Regions from separate parts of the Homo sapiens genome. Here regions 1 and 3 are each linked to region 2. The links are chromatin loops, found by intact Hi-C in ENCODE. Cell type or tissue: ovary. All regions are shown on one strand. Each heading gives the region's core, and the rest is flanking DNA. Links, peaks and the distances in the headings are about the cores only. Region 1 overlaps ING4 (inhibitor of growth family member 4). Region 2 holds the start of NOP2 (NOP2 nucleolar protein). Region 3 holds the start of ACRBP (acrosin binding protein).

Region 1 (10,965 bases), core at 6,880-9,379, 86 kb before region 2:
CTGTGGCAGGAAATATTGGAGGGTGCGGAGAAAGAGGGGGCGGGGCAGCAGGATCGAGGCCCCGCTGATGGGTGTAGACGAGGGAGGGGTGCGGTGTGGGGGTTAGAGACGTGTCTTGAAGGGCTAGTGTGCATGGCCAGGAAGATAGTTGCTGCCCCCATTCTCCAGGGTCTCCAGCCTCGGTAGATTTTTTTCCCCATAGTCGTTCAGAATCGTTATCACACACTGCCATTTGGAGAAGCGGTAAAGACCTCTCCTCCACTCCATTCTTCCTCAAAAGTGGCTTCTCATGGGGTTGAGAGTGGTGGTGATGAGTGACCACTGTCAGATGATGAACTAGAACGCTTCTCTTCATGGAGTAAAGATCTAATTCCCATCAAATGAAAATCTGGTGTTTATGCGATTTATGTAAACCACCCCTGCAGAAAGCCTATTGCTCTGTGCGCTTACATTTGTTTTAGGGCCCGGAGTCATTTATTCAACAAATATTTATTGAGGTCCTGCTATGGGTCAGACATAATGGCAGGCACTAGGGATAGAAAAATGAGTAAGACAAGGCTCCTGCCCTCAAGAAGCTCACGATCTAGTAGGAAACAGATTCTGCAAATAATTATAAAACACTGTGACAAGTGAGATAATGGAAATACATTAAAAAGGACACTTGGTAGGCAACCCTGGAGAAAAGGGGGGTAATTACCTGGGGATGTAGGAAAAGCTTTACAGCGGAGGTGATGTTTGAATAGGGTCTTGAAGGTTATTTGCCAGTGAGGAGAGAAAAAAGGAATTCCAGGTTGGGGAAAGCATCCGCAAAGGTACTGTGATGGGTTTGTGGCAAGGTCAAGGGTGTTTGATATTTATGACTCAGAGGTCAGCGTATTTGATATTTATGAATCTAAGGTAAGAAATTGAGAAAGGAGACTGGAGAAAGAGGCTGAGGCTAGATTGGACAAGGTCTTTTAAGCCAAACGAAGAAGTTTGCATTTTAAAGTAGAGTATGATTTTTATAGAGGAAAATGACTAATATATGGTAAATTGGAGCATGATATTGTTGATAACAGAGATCAATTAGTGATAACATTCCAGGACAGAGATAAGAACCTGATTTTAGGGAGTTACAGAAGTATTTAGGAGTTAAATATGAAAGGACTGACTGAATGACTGAGTGGTTGAGAGAGAAGGAAGAATCTAAGGTGGCTTCTTCCTGCTTAGAAAGTGAGGTAGACAGGCTGGGCACAGTAGCTCATGCCTGTAATCTCAGCACTTTGGGAGGCCAAGGCGGGCAGATCACTTGAGGTCAGGAGTTTGAGATCACCCTGTCCAACATGGTGAAGCCCAGTCTCTACTTTAAAAAAAAAAAAAAATTAGCTGGGCATGGTGGCATGTGACTGTAATCCCAGCTACTTGGGAGGCTGAGTCAGGAGAATCACTTGAACCCAGCAGGTGAAGATTGCAGTGAGCTAAGATCATACATACCACTGCACTCCAGCCTGGGTGACAGAGAAAGACTCCGTGTCCCTCTCAAAAAAAAAAAAAAAAAAAAAAACAAAGGCTGGTGGCCAGGCACGGTGGCTCATGCCTGTAATCCCAACACTTTGGGAGGCTGAGGCAGGCGGATCATGAGGTCAGGAGATCGAGACCAGCCTGGCTAACATGGTGAAACCCCGTCTCTACTAAAAATAAAAAAAATAGCCAGGTGTGGTGGTGTGCCCCTGTAGTCCCAGCTACTTAGGAGGCTAAGGCAGGAGAATCGCTTGAACCTGGGAGGTGGAGGTTGCAGTGGGCCGAGATCATGCCACTGCACTCCAGCCTGGGCAACAGAGTGAGACTCCGCCTCAAAAAAAAAACAAAAACAAAAAGGCTGGGAGCGGTGGCTCACGCCTATAATCCTAGCACATTGGGAGGCTGAGATGGGTGGATCGCCTTAGGTCAGGAGTTCCAAGACCAGCCTGGCTAACATAGTGAAACCCCGTCTCTACTAAAAATACAAAAATTAGCTGGGCGTGGTGGCAGACGCCTGTAATCCCAGCTACTTGGGAGGCTGAGGCACAAGAATTCCTTGAACCTGAGATTGCGCCATTGCACTCCAGCCTGGGCGACAAGAGCGACACTACACCTCAAAAGAAAAGAAAAGAAAGTTACTCAGCGGAGAAAAGATCATGCCAACTGCTGCAGAGATATTTTTTAGGATAGGCTTAATAACACCATTAGATTTGGTAAATCACCAGTGACTCAGTCTTGTGAACTGGTGGTAGCAGACCTGAAGTTGTAGGTTTAAACAGTAGAGGCATTTTATTTTTTTTTATTTATTTTATTTTAGTTTTTCTGTTTGTTTGTTTGTTTTTGAGACAGAGTCTCACTCTGTCACCCAGGCTGGAGCGCAATGGTGCGATCTTGGCCCACTGCAACCTCTGCCTCCCGGGTTCAAGTGATTCTCCTGCCTCAGCCTCTTGAGTAGCTAGGATTACAGTGCCCGCCACCATACCCAGCTAATTTTTGTATTTTTAGTAGAGATGAGGTTTCACTGTGTTGGCCAGGCTGGTCTCAAACTCCCAACCTCAGGTGATCCACCCACCTTGGCCTCCCAGAGTGCTGGGATTACAGGCATGAGCCACCGTACCAGGCCTTTTATTTTTTATATATATATTTAATTTTTATAGAGACAGGATCTGGCCATATTGCCCAGGCTGGTCTCAGACTCCTGAGATCAAGCGATCTACCTGCCTTGGCCTCCCAGAATGCTGGGATTACAGGCGTGAGCCACTGTGCCCAGCAAGTAGAGGCATTTTTAAAGTTTTAGGTGGAGTCTTGGCAAGAGATTTCTCTTGTACTGGGGTGACAAATATTCATGCATTTATTCAAGTATTTACTGAGTACCTGCTCTTTGCAAGTCATAATTCTAAACACTATGGAAACAGGAGAGAATATGATAGCCATGTTCGGCCTGGGGAGACAGATACCAAATAACTAATTACACATTATTTTTTTTAATTTTTTTGTTTTTTGAAACAGTCTTGCTCTTTTGCCCGGGCTGCAACCTCTACCTCCCTGGTTCAAGCAATTGTCCTGCCTCAGTCTCTTGAGTAACTGGAACTACAGCCACAGGCCACCATGCCCATCTATTTTTTTTTTTTTTTTTTGAGACAGAGTCTCGCTCTGTCGCCCAGGCTGGAGTGCAGTGGAGCGATCTCGGCTCACTGAAAGCTCCACCTCCTGGATGCACGCCACTCTCCTGCCTCAGCCTCCCGAGTAGCTGGGACTACAGGCGCCCGCCACCACGGCCAGCTAATTTTTTTGTATTTTTAGTAGAGACGGGGTTTCACCATGTTAGCCAGGATGGTCTCAATCTCCTGACCTCGTAATCTGCTCTCCTCGGCCACCCAAAGTGCCGGGATTACAGGTGTGAGCCACCGCGCCTGGCCTAATTTTTGTTTTGTTTTGTTTTTGAGATGGAGTCGCACTCTGTCACCCAGGCTGAAGTGCAGTGGTGCGATCTCAGCTCACTGCAACCTCCACCTCCCGGATTTAAGCAATTCTTGTGCCTCAGCCTCCCAAGTATCTGGGATTACAGGTTTCACCATGTTGGCCAGGCTGGTCTTGAACTCCTGGCTTCAAGTGAGCCACCCGCCTCGGCCTCCCAAAGTGCTAGAATTACAGGCATGAGCCACCGTGCCTGGCCCTAATTTTTGTATTTTTAGTAGAGATGGGGTTTTGCCAGGCTGCCAAGGCTGGTCTTGAACTCCTGGCCTTGAGTGATCCACCTGCCTTCCAGAGTGCTGGATTACAGGCATGGGCCACCGCACCCAGCCAACTAATTACACATTTATTTAATTACAGTTGGATAAGTGCTTTAAAAAGGTGGCTAGAATACCTTGACATAGATCGAGGGCAGTTAACAGAGTCTGGGAAAGTTGAGTTTGAGCTGAACTTTGGAAGAACGAACAGGAATTTAATAGGCCAAGAGGGATGGGGTGGATGGGATGAGGAAAAGCGAGCGGTGCATTCCAACTAGAGAGAACAGCATGTGGAAAGCCAAATGGCAGGAGGAGCACAGGCCAGTTTGAGGCAGTGCGAGGAGGCCAGTATGGGCAAAGCAGAGCACAAAGGGAGACTGACATGAGTTCAGGCTGGTGTGAGGTAAGCAAGGGCCAGAAAGCGCAGAACATCTTCAGAGCAGTAGGAAGTGACCAGAAGGTTATAAGCGGGAGAGTGACTTGATTAGGTTTGCATTTTTTATTTTTGTGTTTGTTTTTGTTTTTGTTTTTTTGAGTCAGTGTCTTGCTCTGTCATCCAGGCTGGAGTGCATTGGCGTGATCTCGGCTCACTGAAATGTCCACCTCCCAGGTTCAAGGGATTTTTGTGCCCCAGCCTCCCAAGTAGCTGGGATTACAGGCATGTGCACCAAGCCTGGCTAAGTTTTTGTATTTTTGGTAGAGACAGAGTTTCACCATGTTGCCCAGGCTGGTCTTGAACTCCTCAGCTCAGCTGATGCGCCCACCTGGGCCTCCCAAAGTGCTGGGATTACAGGCATGAGCCACCGTGCCTGGCCAGGTTTGCATTTTTTAAAAAGGACATTCTGGCTACTATATGGAAGTAGATTGGAAGTGTTATGTGTATAATAGAGGATACCAGGAGACTATTTGTAATTTGAGGACAAAGAGCTTGGAGGCAGAGATGGAAAATAAAAGAAAGGGGCCCGTCTTAGTGGCTCATGCCAGTAATCCCAGCACTTTGGGAGATCAAGGCGGGCGGATCACCTGAGGCCAGGAGTTCAAGACCAGTCTGGCCAAAATGGTGAAACCCTGTGTCTACTAAAAATACAAAAATTAGTCGGGTGTGGTGGCGCGCGCCTGTGGTCCCAGCTACTCCAGAGGCTGAGGCAGGAGAATCACTTGAACCCAGGAGGTGGAGGCTGCAGTGAGCCAAGATCGTGCCACTGCACTCCAGCCTGGGCAACAGAGCCAGACTCCGTCTCAAAAAACAAAAAAGGAAAAGAAAGGGAAGAGCTTTTTTTTTTTTTTTTGGAGACAGAGTCTCGCTCTGTCACCAGGCTGGAGTGCAGTAGTGCAGTCTTGGCTCACTGCAACCTCTGCCTCCCAGGTTCAAGTGATTCTCCTGCCTCAGCCTCCTGAATAGCTGGGATTACAGGTACGTGCCACCACACCTGGCTAATTTTTATATTTTTAGTAGAAACAGGCTTTCACCATGTTGGCCAGGCTGGTCTCGAACTCCTGACCTCGTGATCCACCCGCCTCAACCTCCCAAAGTGCTGGGATTACAGGCTTGAGCCACCACACCTGACGGGAAGAGCTTATTTATAAAGGAAGGTCACTGAAGGCGAAAAGGGTGGGATAGCCATGCAGAAATGGAAAGGTTTTGTAGAGAAAGAGTTAAGCATGGCCTGTCATGAGAGAACTGATCCATCCTGTCACAGATAAATCCAGAGGTTCAGAGGAAGGAAAACTGAGCTGCACTTTATTTTTTGTTTGTTTGTTTGTTTGTTTGAGATGGAGTCTCACTGTGTCGCCCAGGCTGGAGTGCAGTGGTGCGATCTCGGCTCACTGCAAACTCCGCCTCCCAGGTTCATGCCATTCTCCTGCCTCAGCCTCCTGAGTAGCTGGGAGTACAGGCGCCCGCCATCGCACCTGGCTAATTTTTTGTATTTTTAGTAGAGACGGGGTTTCACCATGTTAGCCAGGATGGTCTCAATCTCCTGACCTCGTGATCTGCTCTCCTCGGCCTCCCAAAGTGCTGGGATTACAGGTGTGAGCCACCATGCCTGGCCATTTGTTTGTTTTTGAGACAGGGACTTGCTCTATTGCCCAGGCTGGAGTGCAGTGGCTCAATCACGGCTCACTGCAACCTCTGCCTCCTGGATTCAAGTGATTCTCATGCCTCAGCCTCCCAAGTAGCTGGGATTAGAGATGCCCACCGTCACACTAGGCTAATTTTCATATTTTTAATAGAGATGGAGGTCTCGCCATGTTGGCCAGGCTGGTCTTGAACTCCTGGCCTTGAGTGATCCACCCCCTTGGCCTCCCAAAGTGCTGGGATTGCAGGCGTGAGCCACCATGTCCGGCCTGAACTGCACTTTAAAAGGAGCTGTAAGGCCTATGCATAGTCAGTCCTGTGATTGTTTCTCTCTCTTCCCTAGGTATTGAAAACCTTCCCTTTGAATTACAGAGAAACTTTCAGCTCATGAGGGACCTAGACCAAAGAACAGAGGGTATGTATAGAGTAAAAAGTTTTTGTATCTAATGAGTGTGTGTAATCATTTATTTTTCTACTTGATGTTACCGTATCATCTGGTATGATCTGGAGAACTGTGGCTTCTCTCGCTCCTTTTTTACGCTCTTGGAATTCTTAAAACAGGATAATGATCCTCATTTCTGTGTCAGCTTTTTCATAACAAATAGAGTATTGTGAAAACGCCTCAAGAATTCAAAGATGCTGTGTTCTTTATGTCTTCCTGGAGAATAATTAGCCAGGCTGGCTCACACCTGTAATCCCAGCACTTTGGGAGGCCTAGGCGGGCAGGTAACTTGAGGCCAGGAGTTTGAGATCAGCCTGGCCACATGGTGAAACCCCATCTCTACTAAAAATACAAAAACTAGCCAGGTGTGGTGGCACGCACCAGTAATCCCAGCTACTTGGGAGGCTGAGACGTGAGAATCGTTTGAACCTGGGAGGTGGAGGTTGTAGTGAGCCCAAATCATGCCACATGTCACTGCACTCCAGCCTAGGCAACAGAGCAAGACTCTGTCTCAAAAAAAAAAAAAAAGAAGAATTAAAGAAAGTCAACTCGAGTCATTTCTGCTCTCCACGTTTGATATATTTATAGGATGACTAGAATGTTTCTACTTCTCTCATTGTTAATGTTACTGTCACAAATTCCCAGTGTGACTTTAGACTGCAACATATGTTGGTAGATGGGAGGTTTGCTATATGAGAAGTCCTTAAAAAGAGAAAGAAAAAAGAAAGAGGAAAGAAAAAAAAGCAGTAATTGACAATGGGATCTCTATACCGTTCACACTTACAGAAGCATTAGATACCATCTCCAGCCTGGAACATTGAGCAAATTTGGCTGCATTGGGGCATTCACTTGGTTTCTTCAAAGATGTCTGTTGGAGCTATTCCCATACCCACTGAAGGATCTGTAGTCTTGTCTTCATTCTATGTAGCCATGTTCAAGGATGTAACAGACTGGTTTTGAGATACATGAAGCTGTGTCTTAAGTTACTCTGAGTTTACACATGAAAAGGTGAACATCATCAAAAACCCTGGACACAGTTCCCTGAGAACTGCCTGCCGAATGGTGAGAACCAGATTGCTTTTTTTGTAATACAGTTGTAACTCTTGAGTTCATGCATGGAAAGACAGTTGGAGATTATGGAACTATATGCTTTTTCAGCTTCTTCCAAGAGCCTGGAATGAAGTGGAGTATAAACAGTGTCTTCACAGATCCTCCTGGTTATCTGTTGCTGCACTATGTTAGAGTCAGACTTGTCTCTTACTACTGACATATTTATGAGCCCTTCCAAATATTAGTAAACATCTATAGTCTCAATGTCCTGGGACATTACCATTCTTCCAATATTAAAACATTTGGGGCCGGGTGCGGTGGCTTACGCCTGTAATCCCAGCACTTTGGGAGGCAGAGGCGGGTGAGTCTCCTGAGATAAGGAGTTTGAGATCAGCCTGGCCCATATGGTGAAACCCTGTCTCTGCTAAAAATACAAAAATTAGTCGGGTGTGGTGGCGCATGCCAGTAATCCCAGCTACTCAGGAGGCTGATGCAGGAGAATCGCTTGAACCTGGGAGGTGGAGGTTGCAGTGAGCTGAAATCACACTACTGCACTCCAGCCTGGGCAACACAGTGAGACTTGGTCTCAAAAAAAAATAAATAAAATAAAATAAAACATCTGGGAGACCGGGTGCCGTGGCTCATGTCTGTAATCCCAGTACTTTGGGAGGCCGAGGCGGGCAGATCACTTGAGATCAGAACTTCGAGACCAGCCTGGCCAACATGGTGAAACCACATCTCTACTAAAAATGCAAAAATTAGCCAGATGTGGTGGCGCACACCTGTAGTCCCAGCTACTTGGGAGACTGAGGCACGAGAATCCCTTGAACCCACGAGGCAGAGGTTGAGGTGAGCCAAGATCGTGCCACTGCACACCAGCCTGGGCAACAGAGCGTGACTCCGTCTCAAAACAAAAAAACGTGTTTGGAGCAATATCTAGGATGGACAAACAGGAAAAAAAGAAGTAATGGAAAATGAAAGAAGTTGCAATGATGAGCCAAATAGGATGGGCAGCCTGGCTGCAGTGGCTCACACCTGGAATCCCAACACTTTGGGAGGCTGAGGCAGGTGGATCATTTGACCAGGAGTTCAAGACCAGCCTGGGCAATATAGTGAGACCTCATCTCTAGAAATAATTTTTTTAAAAAAATTATCAGGGTGTAGTGGCATGTGCCTGTGGTCCCAGCTACTCCAGAGGCTGAAATGGGAGATCATTTGAGCTCAGAGGTTGAGGCTGCAGTGTGATCCATGATCATGCCACTGCACTCCATCCAACCTGGGCAATAGAGTGAGACCCTGTCTCAAAAAAAAAAAAAAAGAAAAATAGAGTGAGCAGTAAGATAAGCAGAATTGTTACATGGATGTTGGAGTAAGGTCTAATTTTAAATTGTGTGATATACTCAACTACTCAGGAGGCGAAAAGATAGAATCACTTGAGGACAGGAGTTGGAGGTCAGCCTAGGCAACAAACATAAGAGAGAACCTGCGCCTGCCTCTAAAAATAAATAGATTAGGCCAGGCATGGTAGCTCACCCCCAATAATCCCAGCACTTTGGGAGGCTGAAGCAGGCAGATTGCTTGACCCAGGAGTTCGAGACCAGCCTGGGTAACGTGGAAAAAGCCTGTCTCTACAAAAAAATAGAAAAAATTAGCCAGGCGTGGTGGTGCCTGAGATGGGAGGATCACCAGAGCTCAGGAAGTTGAGGCTGCAGTGAGCCATGATTGTGCCACTGCACTCCAGCCTGGGCGACAAAGTGAGACCCTGTGTCAAAAAGAAAAAATACTAATAATTTTGAAATGTATGATATTGATGTACAGACTTGGAAACCAGCAACAGCAGATGACTCAGCCTGATTTGCGGCAGACAACTGCTGTGGGATGTTTTTGAGAAGGAAACAATGGCTTTTGAGACAAAATTCAAGAAGCAGCAAGCCCTTCAAAGAAGCATCTTCAAACATGGACAAAAATACACTTCATATTAATGTGGTGTGCAAAGGATCCCTTGCTGTGTTTCAGTAATTTAAATTCCAACTATGATAGCAATGTTTTCAGCACCTTGAAAGGACCTTTAAAGCAAATATTGTCAGTATGTTCCATTACTTGAGTGCATGGCACAGTACCTCTGAACATTCAGTACTTTTTAGTTGGAAGGTTATGCTAATCAATGGAAAAGGTCCAAAGAACAAAAGGAAGAAATGTGTTTCACCTAGCCACTCAGGGGCCATTGTGACCAGGCCTCTGTCTCTGTTGTAGACCTGAAGGCTGAAATTGACAAGTTGGCCACTGAGTATATGAGTAGTGCCCGCAGCCTGAGCTCCGAGGAAAAATTGGCCCTTCTCAAACAGATCCAGGAAGCCTATGGCAAGTGCAAGGAATTTGGTGACGACAAGGTGCAGCTTGCCATGCAGACCTATGAGATGGTATGGCCCTGTTCATGGCTCCCCACCTACTTCCCATCTAATCCTCAGGGTCTTAGACCCCTCCTTCAACTGTGTTGGGATCTGTTTGGGGTCTGTGAGATCCATAAACTCTGCCTTAACCTATTTTCTTTAATTGGAGATAGTTTTGTACCTCTCCTTTCTCCTTCCTTTCCACCCAGGTGGACAAACACATTCGGCGGCTGGACACAGACCTGGCCCGTTTTGAGGCTGATCTCAAGGAGAAACAGATTGAGTCAAGTGACTATGACAGCTCTTCCAGCAAAGGCAAAAAGAGTGAGGAGGGGGCGGGGCTGTGAGAGGTGGGGCGAGGACTGAAAGGGAGAAGAAGTCAGCTCTTCATCTGGTGGGAAGTTTGGCACCAGGTTGGAAAGGGGGAGAGAAGAGGACTTAACCCATCTTTCTGTCTCCCTGCCTTCTGGCTTTCTCCCTCTTCCCTAGAAGGCCGGACTCAAAAGGAGAAGAAAGCTGCTCGTGCTCGTTCCAAAGGGAAAAACTCGGATGAAGAAGCCCCCAAGACTGCCCAGAAGAAGTTAAAGCTCGTGCGCACGTGAGTGATTCAGGGAGCCCTTTGCCGGATGACATCCTCTTCTCTCCCGGTGCCCCACTCCCAGCCTGCACCGCCCCCTGCCGCTTTCTATATGTCTGCGCCAAGAACTCTTCTTATCATTTTGGTATCTGCTGGAGAAGCCACAAATCATTTGCCCTACCAGGATCTCCTGCCACCTCTGAAAGCCTCAGGCTTTAGCTTCCCTTCCTGTAGATGACACTTTCTCTTCCTCTTGGCATGCAGAAGTCCTGAGTATGGGATGCCCTCAGTGACCTTTGGCAGTGTCCACCCCTCTGATGTGTTGGATATGCCTGTGGATCCCAACGAACCCACCTATTGCCTTTGTCACCAGGTCTCCTATGGAGAGATGATTGGCTGTGACAACCCTGATGTGAGAAACATTTTGCCTTAGGATGGGGGGTTGTGAGGGGCATGAAGGGAGTGGGTACAAGAGGGAAAATCCCACAGTTGAGTACTGGGACTTCAGAATAGAAGAAAGATGGGCTGGACGTAGTAGCTCTTGCCTGAAATCCCAGCACTTTGGGAGGCTGAGGCGGGCAGATCACGTGAGGTCAGGAGTTTGAGACCAGCCTGGCCAACATAGTGTAACCCCTTCTCTACTAAAAATACAAAAATTAGCTGAGCATAGTGGCACACGACTGTCATCCCAGCTACTC
Region 2 (4,961 bases), core at 1-2,500:
TGACCTTGAGCAAGTTGTTTAACTTTGGTGGGATGCAGATATCTCATGTATACCTCATACGGTTGTCAAGTTAAACCAGTGAAGTACATGGAACGGTTTTAACACCTAACCACTACCTTAATGTTAGTTTCTAGGAAGGCTGAGGGGGGTTTTCTTGCTAAGTTGTGCAAAATTGGGATGCAATTTGTGGAAGAACACAGCCTCAATCCCACACCCCCGGAGGCCCGACCTAACGTCCTCCAACCTTGAAACCCTTGTAGTTCACCCCTTCTCATGTCCCAGACCAGGTCAGCCTTGCAACCCGTTGTTTCCCAACTAATTGTAGACCCACCTGAAAGCGAGTTCCGGCGAAGAGGCCCCCTGCGAATGAGGTGCAGTGCAGCACCTTAATTGAGGGGCTGAGCAGGGGTCAGCATCAAGGAAGGTGCTGGGAGGGCGGGGCACGGTGGCTCACAGCCTGTAATCTCAGCACAAAGGTGGGGGCAGGAGGATCGCTTAAGCCCAGGAGTTCTAGACCAGCCCTGGCAATATAGTGAGACGCCACCCCCTACAACCCGTCTCTATAAAAAGATTTTTAAAAAAGGGGCAAAGAGGAGGAGGTAAGTGGCATGGAATTCCACGGTTTTTTTTGTTTGTTTGTTTTGAGATGGAGTCTCGCTTTGTTGCCAGGCTGGAGTACAGTGGCGCGATCTCAGCTCACTGCAACCTCCCCCTCCCGGGTTCAAGCGATTCTCCTGCCTCAGCCTCCCGAGTAGCTGGGACTACACGCGTGCGCCAGCCACCATGCCCAACTAATTTTTGTATTTTTAATAGAGACAAGGTTGGCCAAGATGGTCTCGGATTTCTTGACCTCGTGATCCGCCCGCCTCGACCTCCCAAAGTGCTGGGATTACAGGCGTGAGCCACCGAGCCCGGCTGGTTTTTTTGTTTTTTTTTTTTGAGGTGGAGTTTCGCTCTTGGTGAGGCTTAAGTGGCACGATCTCGGCTTACTGCAACCTCCGCCTCCCGGGCTCAAGCAATTCTGCCTCAGCCTCTCGAGTAGCTGGGATTATAGGCGCCCGCCACCACGCCCGGCTAATTTTGTATTTTTAGTAGAAGCAGGGTTTCACCATATTGGCCAGGCTGGTCTCGAACTCCTGACCTCAAGTGATCCACCCACCTCAGCCTCCCAAAGTGCTGGGATTACAGGCGTGAGCCACTGCGCCCAGCCTGGAATTCCGTGATCTTGACGCTGGACTAGGGCAGTGGATGCGAGGGAGAGGGCTCCAATGTCGGGCCCTGGTTCGAGGAGAAGGTGCGGCTTTCACCCAACAGAAACCGGCCGTGAGGCTAAAAGCCAACTCCATGAGGGAAGGTCGGTCAAGCTCAATGGTTTCGTCACATTGCTCCCTCCACCCGCCGCGGGTGTAAGCTGCGCGTCTCCTTCGAATTGCCCCCTACTCGCCGCCGCCGGCTCCGCTGGCGTTCCCAGGGCGAGCGTAAGTTCCGGGTGCGGCGGCCGACTAGGCGCAACAGGAAGAGGCGGGGCCGCGAGGCTAGCGCTACCCGTGCGCCTGCGTGGAACGATTCTGTGGCGAGTGCCGGCCGAAAGCTAGGTCCGGATTGCACGTGGAGGGCCGCCCGAAGGGCACTCTCGGACATTAACCCGCATTCTGGTGGGTCTAGAGGAAATTGGGGGACGAAGAGTGGCAGCACTGACCTGGTCTGGGACGTGGGGAGAAGGGTGCGCTACCTGGGTTTCAGGTGGGAGGGCGTTCGGTCGGGCCTCCAGGGGGATAGCGGGGGTGCTTGAGTCGCGGGTGCTGAGTCGGGAGTGCTGAGTGAGTTGCGGGTGCTGAGTTGAGGCTGTGCCCTTTCCCACTATAATACGCCAAGCGTGCGTTCTGCCGTTCCCTCCGACACGCGCGACGCCACCTTCTCCCATTTCTGCCTGCCACAGTACCATGGGGCGCAAGTTGGACCCTACGAAGGAGAAGCGGGGGCCAGGCCGAAAGGCCCGGAAGCAGAAGGGTGCCGAGACAGAACTCGTCAGATTCTTGCCTGCAGGTAAGGATTAGTTGTGGCCTCCTGATCCCTCAGCTTTTGCAGTATTCTGTATTATAACCTCTTCTCTTTTTTAGTTTCTGTTCATTTTATATTTAAGTGGAATCTTCTCTGTATGAGTTACTAGGAGGTATGAATGAAACAGCCGTTTAGATTGTAGGGAACTGTTTAGGTCGTAGAGATGTGAAGACACGGACACAACTATTATTCATGCAAGGGAAAAGTGTGATTTAAAACAATTGTGAGTTCAGAGGAAGGGGGAGCCCATGCAGAACTGTAAAAGTTTTTGTTAAGCTGGGTTTTGAAAAATGGGTAACATTGTAGCAAGAGGAAGTAGTGAAGGGGAGGGGTCAGTCACTGATTTGCCTTTTGGAAGGGGTGGAAATGGAAAAGCACGGATCTGGCTGCTTCATGCCGAGTAGTAGTATACTGTGTGGAAGACTGGTGGGAGGTAACACTGGACCGGGAGTTTGTGTTGGGCATTGGATAAAGGATGCAGTTTATTGAGATAGTAGGAAGTCCTGGGCACTGTATTAAACTTGTTGGTCATGTTATATCGCTTAATCATCTTAGAGTCCTGTGAGAGAGGCACTATTAAGGAAACACTTTGGGAGGCCGAGGCAGGTGGATCACCTGAGGTCCAGTGTTCGAGACCAGCCTGGCCAACATGGTGAAACCCTGTCTTTACTAAAAATACAACAATTAGCTGGGTGTGGTGATGGGAGGCTGAGGCAATAGAATCGCTTGAATCTGGGAGAAGGAGGTTGCAGTGAGTTGAGATCACGCCATTGCACTCCAGCCTGGAAGACAAGAGTGAAACTCCATTTCAAAAAAAAAAAAGAAACTTGTATACAGTTATTAAATAATAACAGGGCTGAGATTTAAATGGACTCCTTTTAATTAGTGTACTAATTCTCTTACCATGTTTATTTCCGTTCCCATTTATTTTTAATGTCCCCTGTAACTTGTTCTGCCTCGTTTTTCTTTTTTAAACAGTAAGTGACGAAAATTCCAAGAGGCTGTCTAGTCGTGCTCGAAAGAGGTAAGTGTGGGTGTCAAAACTTAAGTAGGTTAAATTGGTACTGCTCATCTTTGACCACAGAGTTAATTCTAGACTCTCACATTTCCCTATGGTGGAAATGGCAGAGCCTGGAAGTATCTTCCCATTTCTTCACTCCTTGAATCTCTTGTGTCTTTTCAGGGCAGCCAAGAGGAGATTGGGCTCTGTTGAAGCCCCTAAGACAAATAAGTCTCCTGAGGCCAAACCATTGCCTGGAAAGCTACCAAAAGGTCCGTGAAACTAAGAGCTGGATGCTACATGAGGAGTCCCTTTGGGTCCTGGGTAGGGAAGAACTCGCTAAACATTTCCGGAGTGAAAGGAACAGCCAAAGGACATTCTGAGGGGTAGAAAGTACAGGCTCCCAGGGTGTGGGGCCAGGGAATGTGTGGCTGCCATTAGTCCAGGACTCTTCAAACCCTTAGGGATCTCTGCAGGAGCTGTCCAGACAGCTGGTAAGAAGGGACCCCAGTCCCTATTTAATGCTCCTCGAGGCAAGAAGCGCCCAGCACCTGGCAGTGATGAGGAAGAGGAGGAGGAAGACTCTGAAGAAGATGGTATGGTGAACCACGGGGACCTCTGGGGCTCCGAGGACGATGCTGATACGGTAGATGACTATGGAGCTGACTCCAACTCTGAGGATGAGGAGGAAGGTGAAGCGGTGAGATTCATCTTTTTGGGCATTCATAGAAGGATCCTTGCTATTTAGTTTCTTTCCCAGATTCTTGAGACTGTTTCTTAGTGGCAAGGATAAGCCTGACTAGAGGAAAGGGGTTTTTGTGCTCCATCACTGTTTCCCTACTGCCTTATATCCTCCCAGTGCACTACAAGTTTGAAAGAGCTGTAGGATAGAGCATTTAAAAAAATCTAGAAGGCTGTCTTGGTGTAGGTATGGGAAGGTGGACAATGGTGTGCTCCACTGATGGGCACAGAAATGCACTTTTTATAAAGCAGTTATCTCAGAACTTTGAAAAATTTGTTCCTTTTGGCTGGGTATGGTGCCTCACATCTGTAATCCCAGCACTTTGGGAGGCTGAGGCAGGAGGATTGCTTGAGCCCAGGAATTGGAGACCAGCTTGGGCAACATAGGGAGATCCCGTATCTACAAAAAATTAAAAAATTGGCCTGGCACAGTGGCTCATGCCTATAATCCTAGCACTTTGGGAGGCCAAGGTGGGCGGATCACCTGAGCTCCGGAGTTCGAGACCAGCCTGGACAATATGGCGAAACCCCATCCCTACTAAAAATATGAAAATTAGCTGGTGTGGTGGTATATGCCTGTAATCCCAGCTACCTGGGAGGCTGAGGCAGGAAAATTGCTTGAACCTGTGAGGCGGAGATGGCAGTGAGCCGAGATCATGCCATTGCACTCCAGCCTGGGCAACAAAGTGAGACTCTGTCTCAAAAAAAAAAAAAGTTAAGTTAAAAAATGGTTTAAAAATTAGCTGGGTGTGGTGGCGTACGCCTGTAGTCCCAGCTTCTCAGGATGCTGAAGCGGGAAGATGACTGGAGCTTGGGAGGTTGAGGCTGCAGTGAGCTGTGATCTTACCACTGCACTCCAGCTTGGGTGACAGAGTGAGACTGTCTCAAAAAAAAAAAAAAAAAATAACTGCTTCCTTTTGACATAGTAATTCCCTATTAAGGAAGATGATCCAAAATGTCAGCAAATAGTTCTTTACTGAGGTGCAGGAAGTTATTATACAATTAGTGTGTGGATGTATTATTAGAATCGTATAGAATAAAAAGAGAAGGTCCCCATGTGCACCCCCTTCCTACATCCCCTTGTATCTACAGGGTCATTATTAGGTTTGCAGGCACCATGTGGATCATAATGCCAAAAACTCAGGAAACTTCCAAAATA
Region 3 (10,965 bases), core at 1,237-3,736, 79 kb before region 2:
ATGGCGAAACCCGGTCTCGGCCAAAAATACAAAAATTAGCTGGGCGTGGTCATGGGTGCCTGTAATCCCAGCTACTCGAGAGGGTGAGGCAGGAGAATCGCTTGAACCTGGGAGGCAGAGGTTGCAGTGAGCTGAGATTGTACCACTGCACTCCAGCCTGGGCGATAGAGTGAGACTCCGTCTCAAAAAAATAAATAGGCTGGGTGCGGTGGCTCACACCTGTAATCCCAGCACTCTGGGAGGTTGAGGTGGGTGGATCACCTGAGGTCCGGAGTTCGAGGCCAGTCTGGCCAACATGTTAAAACCCCATCTCTACTAAAAATACAAAAATTAGCCAGATGTGGTGGCATGTGCCTATAATCCTAGCTACTTGGGAGGTTGAGGCAGGAGAATCACTTGAACCCAGGAGGCAGAGATTGCACTGTGCTGAGACCAGCCATAATTTTTGTATTTTTAGTAGAGACTGGGTTTCACCCTTTTTTTTTTTTTGAGATGGAGTCTCACTCTGTCATGCAGGCTGGAGTGCAGTGGCGTGATTTCGGCTCACTGCAACCTCCATCTCCCGAGTTCAAGCAATTCTCCTGCCTCAGCCTCCCGAGTAGCTGGGACTACAGGCACATGCCACCACGCCTGGCTAATTTTTTGTATTTTTAGTAGAGACAGGGTTTCACCGTGTTAGCTAGGATGGTCTTGATCTCCTGACCTCGTGATCTGCCTGCCTTGGTCTCCCAAAGTGCTAGGATTACAGGCATGAGCCATCGCACCGGCCAAGTTTCACCATTTTGGCCAGGCTGGTCTCAAACTCCTGGCCTCAAGAGATCCACCCTCCTTGGCCTCCCAAAGTGCTGGAATTCCAGGAATGAGCCACAGTGCCTGGTCTCTATTTTATTAATTTATTTTATTTTATTTTATTTTTGAGACAGGGTCTCACTTTGTCACCCAGGCTGGAGCACAGTGGTGAGATCTCAGCTCACTGCAGCCTTGACCTCTGAAGACTCAGGTGATCCTCCTACCTCAGCCTCCCCAAGTAGTAAGTGGGACAACAGGCGCACACCACCACACCTGACAATTTTTGTATTTTTTGTAGAGACAGGGTTTCGCCATGTTGCCCAGGCTGGTCTGGAACTCCTGGGCTCAAGGAATCCACCCGCCTTGACTTCCCAAATGCTGGGATTACAGGCGTGAGCCACCAAGTCTGGCCCAAGACAATTTCTTGTTTTATTTTTCTTTTTTACTTTTGCTTTTGGGTGGGGACAGGGTCTCACTTTGTCACCCAGGCTGGAGAGCAGTGGCCCGATTGCACCTCACTGCAGCCTTGGCCTCATGGGCTCAAGCGATCCTCCCATCTCAGCCCCCCAAGAAACTGGGACTACAGGCACGTGCCACCACGCTTGGCTAATTTTTTGTACTTTTTGTAGAGACGAGGTTTCGCCCTGTTGCCCAGGCTGGAATTTCTCATTTTAAACACAAAACAGATACAAAAGCAAAAGTTCTCCTCCCATACCTCAGTGGACTGTCTTACTCGATTCTCCCTTGGAAACCACTTTCGTAGACCACTGAGCCACCCTCTTGTTTTCCCCTTGGACCCATTTTGCTCATGGAGGCGCCCTGTCTAGTTCCTACCCAGATAGGCCTTGACTTGGTTTTGCACATTCTATCTCTGCCTGCGCTTAGCTCTAGACCTCACGACCTGTTTGTTGGGCGAGTTGCTTCCCTAAGCCCCGATTTCTCATCTGTAAAACGAATGATAGTGTATCTACCTTATGGGATTCCTATGGCAATTACGTAAGGTAGTGCATGTAAAGATGCTAAGTGGCTGGCTACGGTGGCTCACACCTGTAATCCCAGCACTTTGGGAGGCCGAGGTGGGCAGATCATTTGAAGTCAGGAGTTCAAGACCAGCCTGGCCAACATGGTGAAACCCAGTCTCTACTAAAAATACAAAAATTAGGCCGGGCATGGTGGCTCACGCCTGTAATCCCAGCACTTTGGGAGGCCGAGGTGGGCGGATCACAAGGTCAAGAGATCGAGACCATCTGGCCAGCATGGTGAAATACCATCTCTACTAAAAATACAAAAATTAGCTGGGCGTGGTGGCGTGCACCTATAGTCCCAGCTACTCGGGAGGCTGAGGCAGGAGAATCACTTGAACCTGGGACGCCGAGGTTGTAGTGAGCCGAGATCGCACCACTGCACTCCAGCCTGGGCGACAGAGTAGGACTCCGTCTCAAAAAAAAAAGAAAAAGACGCTAAGTGAAGGTAGCTGTTTGCCATTCCTACCATCTGGATGGGCTCTGGCCACTTTAGGGCCCTGAGAGCCCGGCTGTCGAGGCCCCGCCCCGGCCCGCTCTTTGTGACGCGTGGGCGGTGCCCGCGTGCGCCCCGCCCCGCGCCTGCGGCTCTCTCTGCGGCTTGGCCCGTTAGAGGCGGCTTGTGTCCACGGGACGCGGGCGGATCTTCTCCGGCCATGAGGAAGCCAGCCGCTGGCTTCCTTCCCTCACTCCTGAAGGGTGAGAGGTTTACACCTGCTCCAACAGACTCTCCCCGGGCTAGTCCTCTCCCTCCCGAGAGCTCTGCTTTTACGGTTTCTGGATCGCTTCCTCATGGTGGTCGCGCTGGGTCGGCTCCCTAGGTCCTGGGATACTCCCATCTCCCCCCGCCCGCGGCCGGACCTTTGCCTCTGTCTCTAGACTCCCCCCGCCCTGGTCAGCAGGGATAACCCTCACCCCGTTCCTAATTTGCCAGTCTGGGTCTGTCTGTCCTGGTCTCGGAGCGGGTTTTGGGGTTCGGTCCTTCCATCATCCGTTCGCCCGCTCCGCAGTGCTGCTCCTGCCTCTGGCACCTGCCGCAGCCCAGGATTCGACTCAGGCCTCCACTCCAGGCAGCCCTCTCTCTCCTACCGAATACGAACGCTTCTTCGCACTGCTGACTCCAACCTGGAAGGCAGAGACTACCTGCCGTCTCCGTGCAACCCACGGCTGCCGGAATCCCACACTCGTCCAGCTGGACCAATATGAAAACCACGGCTTAGTGCCCGATGGTGAGGGCCAGACTAGGGGGGAAACCGAGGCACCCAGAGTGTTCACCCAAACCTCAGGGCAAAAACCCCTGTGCTCATGTGAGGCGGGGAAGGGCATGGCTGGCACCACACCATGAGCTCGTACTCTCCACCCTCCCCATGGCGTGGAGTCCATTGCCCACAGCCCCACCCCAAGCTCCCCACGGGTTCATCTTCTCCACCCCTGCCCTTTCTCAGGTGCTGTCTGCTCCAACCTCCCTTATGCCTCCTGGTTTGAGTCTTTCTGCCAGTTCACTCACTACCGTTGCTCCAACCACGTCTACTATGCCAAGGTGAGGCCCAGGACAAAGGTTGGATTTGGTGCCCCAGGGCCAAGGGAGAGGCGGCAGCAGTGGGGAGTTGAGGAAGGGTTCCAGGAGAGTCATCCTTAGCTCCTCCTTCCCTGCCATTTTGCCAGTCATTTACCCAGATTATATATGAATACAGTCTCACCTTGGATATTCAGATTGAACAATTCTGTTACTGCAAGAAAAGTAGAGAAGAGACTGGGCATGGTGGCTCATGCCTGTAATCTCAGCACTTTGGGAGCCCGAGATGGGCAGATCACCTGAAGTCAGGAGTTCGAGACCAGCCTGGCCAACATGGTGAAACCCCGTTTCTACTAAAAATACAAAAAAAAAAAAAAAAAATAGCCGGGCTTGGTGATGGGCGCCTGTAATCCCAGCTACTCGGGAGGCTGAGGCAGGAGAATTGCTTGAACCCGGGAGGCAAAGGTTGCAGTAAGCCGAGATCATGCCACTGCACCCTATCCTGAGTGGCAGAGCAAGACTGTGTCTCAAAAAAAAACAACAACAGGGACGAGTGCGGTGGCTCACGCCTGTAATCCCAGCACTTTGGGAGGCCGAGGCAGGCAGATCATGAGGTCAGGAGATCGAGACCATCCTGGCTAACACGGTGAAACTCTGTCTCTACTAAAAATACAAAAAATTAGCTGGGCGTGGTGGCAGGCGCCTGTAGTCCCAGCTACTCGAGAGACTGAGGCAGGAGAATGGCGTGAACCCGGGAGGTGGGGCTTGCAGTGAGCCGAGATCGCGCCACTGCACTCCAGCCTGGGTGACAGAGTGAGACTCCGTCTCAAAAAAAAAAAACAAAAAAAACAAACCCAAAACCCAAACAAAAAGAAGTAGGGAAGAGGGATGGGAAGAGGCAAAGAGATAAGCCCTTACGTTTCTTCGAACAGGTCAGTGATTTTGAGTCAAATGCAAAAGTGACGGCAGGGATGTGGCCCAGACAAACAGAGATTCATCTTCTGAAGGGACCCTTTCTCAGGTCTAGAGGGTTCCAGCAGGGACCATGTCCCTTTATCCCTGCCTAGAAACTGAGAGATAAGACATGCTGGAAAAGGGGTTGAAGAACCAGCTGGAGCAGAAGTCTGCCCTTTAGGAAAGGCTTTCCCATTTTCCTTCTCTTCCTGCAGAGAGTCCTGTGTTCCCAGCCAGTCTCTATTCTCTCACCTAACACTCTCAAGGAGATAGAAGCTTCAGCTGAAGTCTCACCCACCACGATGACCTCCCCCATCTCACCCCACTTCACAGGTGAGACCCTCTCAGCAGCCGGGAGACCACCAGCTACTCCCACAACTCCCAGAGCCCACAACGTAAGGCATCCATGGCAGGGAAATGGGAAGCATGTTGGGCGGGAAGGGGGCGCCAGCAGACAGCTGTTTACACAAAGGAGTGTCAGCTTTTTATGAATACAAGTTAGGGCTCTCCTGGACCAGAATCTCTTCTGCCATTACTTACAATTTTGCCCTGAATCCATTTTTCCCAATTCCAGAGACATTGTTGCATTACAAAGGACCTCTAGGCCCTTTATAAGCTAATGTCTTCACTTTAGAAAGGATTGACTGCTAGCTACTCAGCATACTTGGTGTTTCCTAAGGGAGAGGGACAAATGGTGGTATTTGAGGTGGAAGTTAGGGAAGGAGGAGTGCTTGCCAGGGAGGTGGGAAGGTGATGCATACCACCAGCCTTACAGTTGCCGTGGTAATGTTCTTTTAGTTTAATACTTATGTTCTTTTCTGTGTTTTTCTGTGTGTATAAGTGTGACTTGGTCTGCTTTGTTTATGTGTGTGTCCCTCTGTGAACAAAGACACTCAGGGGCTAGAAGCCTGACTGTCTCTCTCCCTTCTCTCTAAACCCTGCTGTAGTGACAGAACGCCAGACCTTCCAGCCCTGGCCTGAGAGGCTCAGCAACAACGTGGAAGAGCTCCTACAATCCTCCTTGTCCCTGGGAGGCCAGGAGCAAGCGCCAGAGCACAAGCAGGAGCAAGGAGTGGAGCACAGGCAGGAGCCGACACAAGAACACAAGCAGGAAGAGGGGCAGAAACAGGAAGAGCAAGAAGAGGAACAGGAAGAGGAGGGAAAGCAGGAAGAAGGACAGGGGACTAAGGAGGGACGGGAGGCTGTGTCTCAGCTGCAGACAGACTCAGAGCCCAAGTTTCACTCTGAATCTCTATCTTCTAACCCTTCCTCTTTTGCTCCCCGGGTACGAGAAGTAGAGTCTACTCCTATGATAATGGAGAACATCCAGGAGCTCATTCGATCAGCCCAGGAAATAGATGAAATGAATGAAATATATGATGAGAACTCCTACTGGAGAAACCAAAACCCTGGCAGGTATAGGAAGTTTTGACTCTGTCATCCACCCTGCCCTCCCTTCTGCCTTTCTTGGGAGTGAGAAGCCCATTTTCCTAGCTTCAGCCTCCAGATCCACTCAGACCTGTCTGGACTTCAGGCACAGCTAGCAACTGCCTCACCAATTCTGTGCCCATTGTTGGCTTAAGCACTGCTCAAATGCTTATTCTCTATGTAAGCCCTGTACCTGGAGCTACCAGACTTGGGTTCTGGTCTTGTCTCTGCCCTGTTTAGCATTGCAATCCTGAGAAAGTAATTTCTCCTTTCGGGTCCTCAGTTCCTCATTTGAAAAATGAGGCGATTTGTCCAGAGGCCTCTAAGGCCCCATGCTAAGCATGCTGAATGTGTGTGACCAAAGCAGACACTAAGGGAAGGGGAAGAGACTGGATGTAGTTTCCTGCCCGGGCCACCTGGCCCAGCCCCACCCTCAGTGCTGTCTTCTTGCAGCCTCCTGCAGCTGCCCCACACAGAGGCCTTGCTGGTGCTGTGCTATTCGATCGTGGAGAATACCTGCATCATAACCCCCACAGCCAAGGCCTGGAAGTACATGGAGGAGGAGATCCTTGGTTTCGGGAAGTCGGTATGCCAGCCATACTGTCTAATGGATACATGCCACTGGGCATCCTCTTGGCCAGGCACTGTGCTAGGCTATGGGAGTGGAGGATGGGCAGGAGAAGCATGAGACATAGCTGGAGAGATTCTCTCCAAGTGGGACTCTTTTCTTAGGAAGGGCATTACCAGTCCACTTTAAAGGAGGAAGGCTCAAGACCCAGTCTGAAATGCAATCCAGTCCAGAATTCATTCTTCACCTCTTCACCTCCCTGAGTTGCCAGGCTTCCAGATTTCACTCCTTTTTTTTTTGAGACAGGGTCTTACTCTATTACTCAGGCTGGAGGGGAGTGGTGCGATCATGGCTTACTGCAGCCTTGACCACCTGGGCTCAAGTGATCCTCCTCTCATCTCAGCCTCCCGAGTAGCTGGGACTATAGGCATGTGTCACCATGCCTGGCTAAATTTTTTTTTATTTTTTGTAGAGATGGGGTCTCCCTTTGTTGCCCATGTTTGTCTAGAACTCCTGGGCTCAACCAATCCTCCTGCCTCGGCCTCCCAAAATGCTGGGATTACAGGCATGAGCCACCATGCCCAGCCTTGAGTCAACTCTTGATTCTTGATCCACCTCACCATCTTCCTAGCTTTGCCTTAGATGCAGCTCTTCTTCTTTCCAGAGAGTTCATAGAACCCATTCCAGGGAATCTGTAAAGAGATTCCAGTCTCAATGTGTCCTCAACAACCAGCAAGTCTACTCCCAGGAAAATATACCTTAGATTTTCACAAATAATACAATTTAGCAAACATTTTTCGAGAGCTCAGATACCATCCATTCATCTGTTTGTTCAACAAATACTGATTGGGAGGACAAGAATAACATAAAAATGAATGAGGTAGAGCATACTTGTCCTATATAAATCCAGACTTTCTATAAAGCTCAAGTAACTAGGATAATGTGAAATTGGGATGGTGACAGACAAATAGACTACCCAGAGCCCAGAAACAGATTTTCTGTGACTGATTTGTGGGAAAAGAGGAACTCCCATTTATGGTACTGGAATGATGGGTTAACCATGAGGAAAAAATGAAATTGAATTTCTATCTTACACCCAAAGATTTGGGTGTCCCCTGCAGATAGATGATCACCTAGGAGTAGATACACAAAAAACATTTCAAGATGATTTAAAGACTTAAGGGTTTCACACCATATACAAAAATTAACTCACAATGGATCAAAGACCTAAATGTAAGACCTAAAAGTGCCTGTAAAACTCTTAGAATAAAACTTAGATGTATCTTGTCATGAAAAAAAATACTGATTGGGGACAAACTCTACTAGATATTTAAGATGTTAGCAGTATGTGCAATAGAGCCAGTCCTCTGTCCTCTTGGAATCTAGGGCAGGAGAGAGACAAGGAAATATGCAGGATGGTGTGATGGGATCAGTGCTGTAGCAGGGATAGGCACAAAGTACAGAGAGCAGATGGGGTGGGTTGGGGACAACTCTCCATGTTTGGGAGGATCAGAGGGTGCTTCCAAGAAGAACTGATGTTTAAACTGAGACCTGAAGATAAAAGAAGTGAATCCAGGCAAAAGAAGGGGCTTGGTAGAAGATTCCTGATAGAGAATAGTATGTGCAAAGGCTATGATGCAAAGAAGAGTAGAAATTTCTTTTGTATTTTTTTGTAGAGACAGGGTCTCGCCATGTTGCCCAGGCTGATCTCAAACTCCTGGGCTCATGGAATCCATCTCAGCCACTTCCACTCAGCTGGAATTACAGGCATGAGCCACCGTGCCTGGCCCAAAGAAGAGGTAGAAATTTCATGAGTGAAATTAGTATGCTAACAATGAGCATACTGTTTCTGCTCTTAAGGGGCCAAGAACCCATGAGGGAGTTAATATGGATACAGTAATATTACAAAGGGAGTGTGGTCGGTGAGGTTCTTAAACAAAATGCAAGAAGTTCAGGGTTTTATGGAGGGAGCTCACTGGATTTGATGGCTTAGATAAGAGGACAGTAAGGAGGGAGTCCCTTTTACCTGGAGCAGAGCAGCAGGAGACAGAGTCAAAGAGATCAACAGGGTCATGACGCAAAAACTCTTGAATGGCAACATGAGCATTTGCACTGAATTTGATAGGAAAGGGGAATCCAATAAAGATTTCTGGCCAGGGACATGATGCCTCCGTTATGTGGGAGGAGCAGGCAAGGTGCCATAGGAGATTGCATGCACTGTGACAGGCTGTGCCCATGGGGGAGGAAGGAGGACCGTGGGATTGACTAAAGATACTGCTTAGTACGATCTCCTGCTAGTGCTGAGGAAGCTGAGGGCAGAACCCAGCTGGGAGATTGGTAACTCCACTCTGAAGAATAGCTTCCAAGAACTTGGAGGTTTCCAACCCAGGTACTTGGATAGAGCATAGGTTTTAGAGTTGGAAGGACCTGGACCCATGTCCCAGCTTCCCCATCTGTTAGATAAGTGGCTTTGAGCAACTTACTCAACCTCACTGAGAGTCAGTTTCCTTGTCAGTAAATGAGAGTAATATTAGTATCTCTGCTGTTATAGGGTTGTCGTGAAAACTAAATGAAATGAGAGCATGTGTAGCCATAGTGCTGGCACTGGGTCACCTCTTTGTAAATATTAGCATTATCATTAGCAGAGGTGGCAGGGGAGGGTTATGAGTTCTTTTCAGATAGGCTAAGTTGGGGTATCTGTAAGATCACCCAATCACAGACATCTGTCAGGCACTTGGCAATGAGGATTTGGAGCCCAAGAGAGAGATCAGAGCTGGTGATAAAGATTTGGGTGTCACTCGCAGATAGATGATTACCTAGGAGTAGATAAATCATCCAGGAAGAGGGTGAAGAAATAGCTGAGGCAAGGTCCTTGAGGAACCCTTGGGGAGGAGGCCAAGTAGAAAACCCAGAGAAGCTTTTGGAAGAGGCTAAATGCAAAGACATTCTGCAGGGCCCACCCTGGAGGGCTGAGGCATGGGAGAAGGCAGGCCGCTGACTCTCAGCTTCAGCCTCACCCATTCCCCTGCCCCAGGTCTGTGACAGCCTTGGGCGGCGACACATGTCTACCTGTGCCCTCTGTGACTTCTGCTCCTTGAAGCTGGAGCAGTGCCACTCAGAGGCCAGCCTGCAGCGGCAACAATGCGACACCTCCCACAAGACTCCCTTTGTCAGCCCCTTGCTTGCCTCCCAGAGCCTGTCCATCGGCAACCAGGTATCTAGCCCGGCAGCCCGCAGTGGGAAAGGCAGAACTGGGTGGCAGGGGTGGGGTGGTGGTGGCCAGCAGGTGGGGAGGGGCACGCACCTCTCCCCTATCTCCTGTGCCACAGGTAGGGTCCCCAGAATCAGGCCGCTTTTACGGGCTGGATTTGTACGGTGGGCTCCACATGGACTTCTGGTGTGCCCGGCTTGCCACGAAAGGCTGTGAAGATGTCCGAGTCTCTGGGTGGCTCCAGACTGAGTTCCTTAGCTTCCAGGATGGGGATTTCCCTACCAAGGTTAGAACCTTTCCCCAAAGCTCAGCCCCATCCCTACCCTCACCCCATTCCTTCCAGTTACTTGCTGTGAGTAGCGCTAGTTTGTGGAAGGGGGCTTGGGCCCCTGGCTTCTGAGAACCCGTCCTCACTGAATCTCCTGCCTCTCTCCAAGAGACCATTGCACCCCACCCCACCCTCCACCAATAGAGCAGGCAAAGGAGTGGGGACCCAGAGGGCTGAGAAAACAGGAGCTAGAGGTTCTGGTCCCAACTCTGCCAGTTACTTGCTGGGTGGCTGTGATCAAGTCACTTCCTACTCAATCAAAGAGTCATCTCTACAAGAAATGACTGAGTGACACGTGCACCACTGCCCAACCCTGTGATCCAGGACTTCCCGGCCTTAGCCTGACGGGCTTCCCAGCTCTTCCAGTGCCTTCCCTGCTCAATTAAATCAACTTGGCTCCCCGTTCCCCTGAGTTACCTCCCCTGTGGAATGACCTGTTGTTTTAGATCCAGGCCTCTCCTCCTGTAGTTAGCAGGGAAAACCAAGGCAAGGAAAAGTAAGGGCAGCTGAAGCAAGGGCTGGTAGCTGAGCTGGGGGGCCCATGTCCAGCTCTTGTCCCTGGGCCCCTTGATCTGGAATGGGGAGGCGAGGTCCAAAGAAGGCAGTGACTCACTTCCCCCTTCCCTTATCTACCATTACCAGAAAAATCCTTGACATCAGGCCACTAATCGGGTCCCTGTCCCATGTTCTGGACCCTTATCTACCCCGTCCTGCCCCATTCCCGCTTCCTCAGCCACTTTCCCAGTAAGCTGACTGGCAGCCTCATACTCTCCCAGGCTCCTGGCTTCTTCCCAGCAACCTGTGACAGAGCGGCAGGGGAAAGGCAGAGGGAAAGCGGAGTGAGGGGCCGCCTGTGTGTGGAAGACCTGGGTCTTGGGCCACACCCTGCCCCTGGCTCTGCCCTAGCAGATATTCCCTGGAGTGCTGCTGCCTGGTGAGGCTTCTGATACCCTCTTCCCTCTCTCTGGCTCTTGGCTTAGATTTGTGACACAGACTATATCCAGTACCCAAACTACTGTTCCTTCAAAAGCCAGCAGTGTCTGATGAGAAACCGCAATCGGAAGGTGAGCACCCCTGCCCTGCCCCTCCTTCTCCCAGCACCCCCTCAATCAGTCACCATAACTGGTCTATTCTGAGGCCCCCTCTGCG

What was found. Hi-C counts contacts between places; a loop is a spot of excess contacts. Peaks named below come from ENCODE experiments on the same cell type or tissue, not always from the same donor. Only the 100,000 strongest peaks of a DNase experiment are listed, where the experiment ranks them.
Region 1: a loop joins it to region 2, with 2.2 times the contacts of the local background. A loop is called at or near these places in 15 of 110 quality-filtered maps.
Region 3: it touches region 2 in a loop (2.0-fold over the local background); 5 of 110 quality-filtered maps call a loop at or near these places.

What each region holds. Positions count from the first base shown.
Region 1 is chr12:6,651,985-6,662,949 of GRCh38, reverse strand. ING4 (inhibitor of growth family member 4) reads left to right here. Exons shown (of 8, transcript NM_016162.4): 2 at 6,152-6,223; 3 at 9,554-9,720; 4 at 9,900-10,014; 5 at 10,183-10,288; 6 at 10,532-10,679. Among named protein-coding and RNA genes, the nearest start is that of ING4, 5.7 kb to the left of the region's middle. RefSeq lists a silencer at 7,360-7,560. In ovary, for the core only: no CTCF peak of the experiment used is centred there; no DNase peak of the experiment used is centred there.
Region 2 is chr12:6,564,901-6,569,861 of GRCh38, reverse strand. It overlaps NOP2 (NOP2 nucleolar protein), which reads left to right and starts at 1,571. Exons shown (of 16, transcript NM_001258308.2): 1 at 1,571-1,655; 2 at 1,940-2,046; 3 at 3,040-3,085; 4 at 3,245-3,333; 5 at 3,526-3,761. The coding sequence starts at 1,944. CHD4-AS1 (CHD4 antisense RNA 1) reads right to left here and starts at 1,491. Exons shown (of 3, transcript NR_199067.1): 1 at 332-1,491. RefSeq lists enhancers at 1,227-1,276, 1,100-1,721. In ovary, for the core only: no CTCF peak of the experiment used is centred there; a DNase peak (open chromatin) is centred at 1,531; H3K4me3 peaks cover 1,457 bases; H3K27ac peaks cover 980 bases.
Region 3 is chr12:6,638,869-6,649,833 of GRCh38, reverse strand. ACRBP (acrosin binding protein) reads left to right here and starts at 2,402. Exons shown (of 10, transcript NM_032489.3): 1 at 2,402-2,510; 2 at 2,822-3,040; 3 at 3,257-3,351; 4 at 4,497-4,614; 5 at 5,229-5,697; 6 at 6,163-6,295; 7 at 9,312-9,491; 8 at 9,607-9,774; 9 at 10,797-10,880. The coding sequence starts at 2,468. RefSeq lists enhancers at 2,475-2,544, 2,468-2,981, 10,938-10,965. In ovary, for the core only: no CTCF peak of the experiment used is centred there; a DNase peak (open chromatin) is centred at 2,423; H3K4me3 peaks cover 558 bases.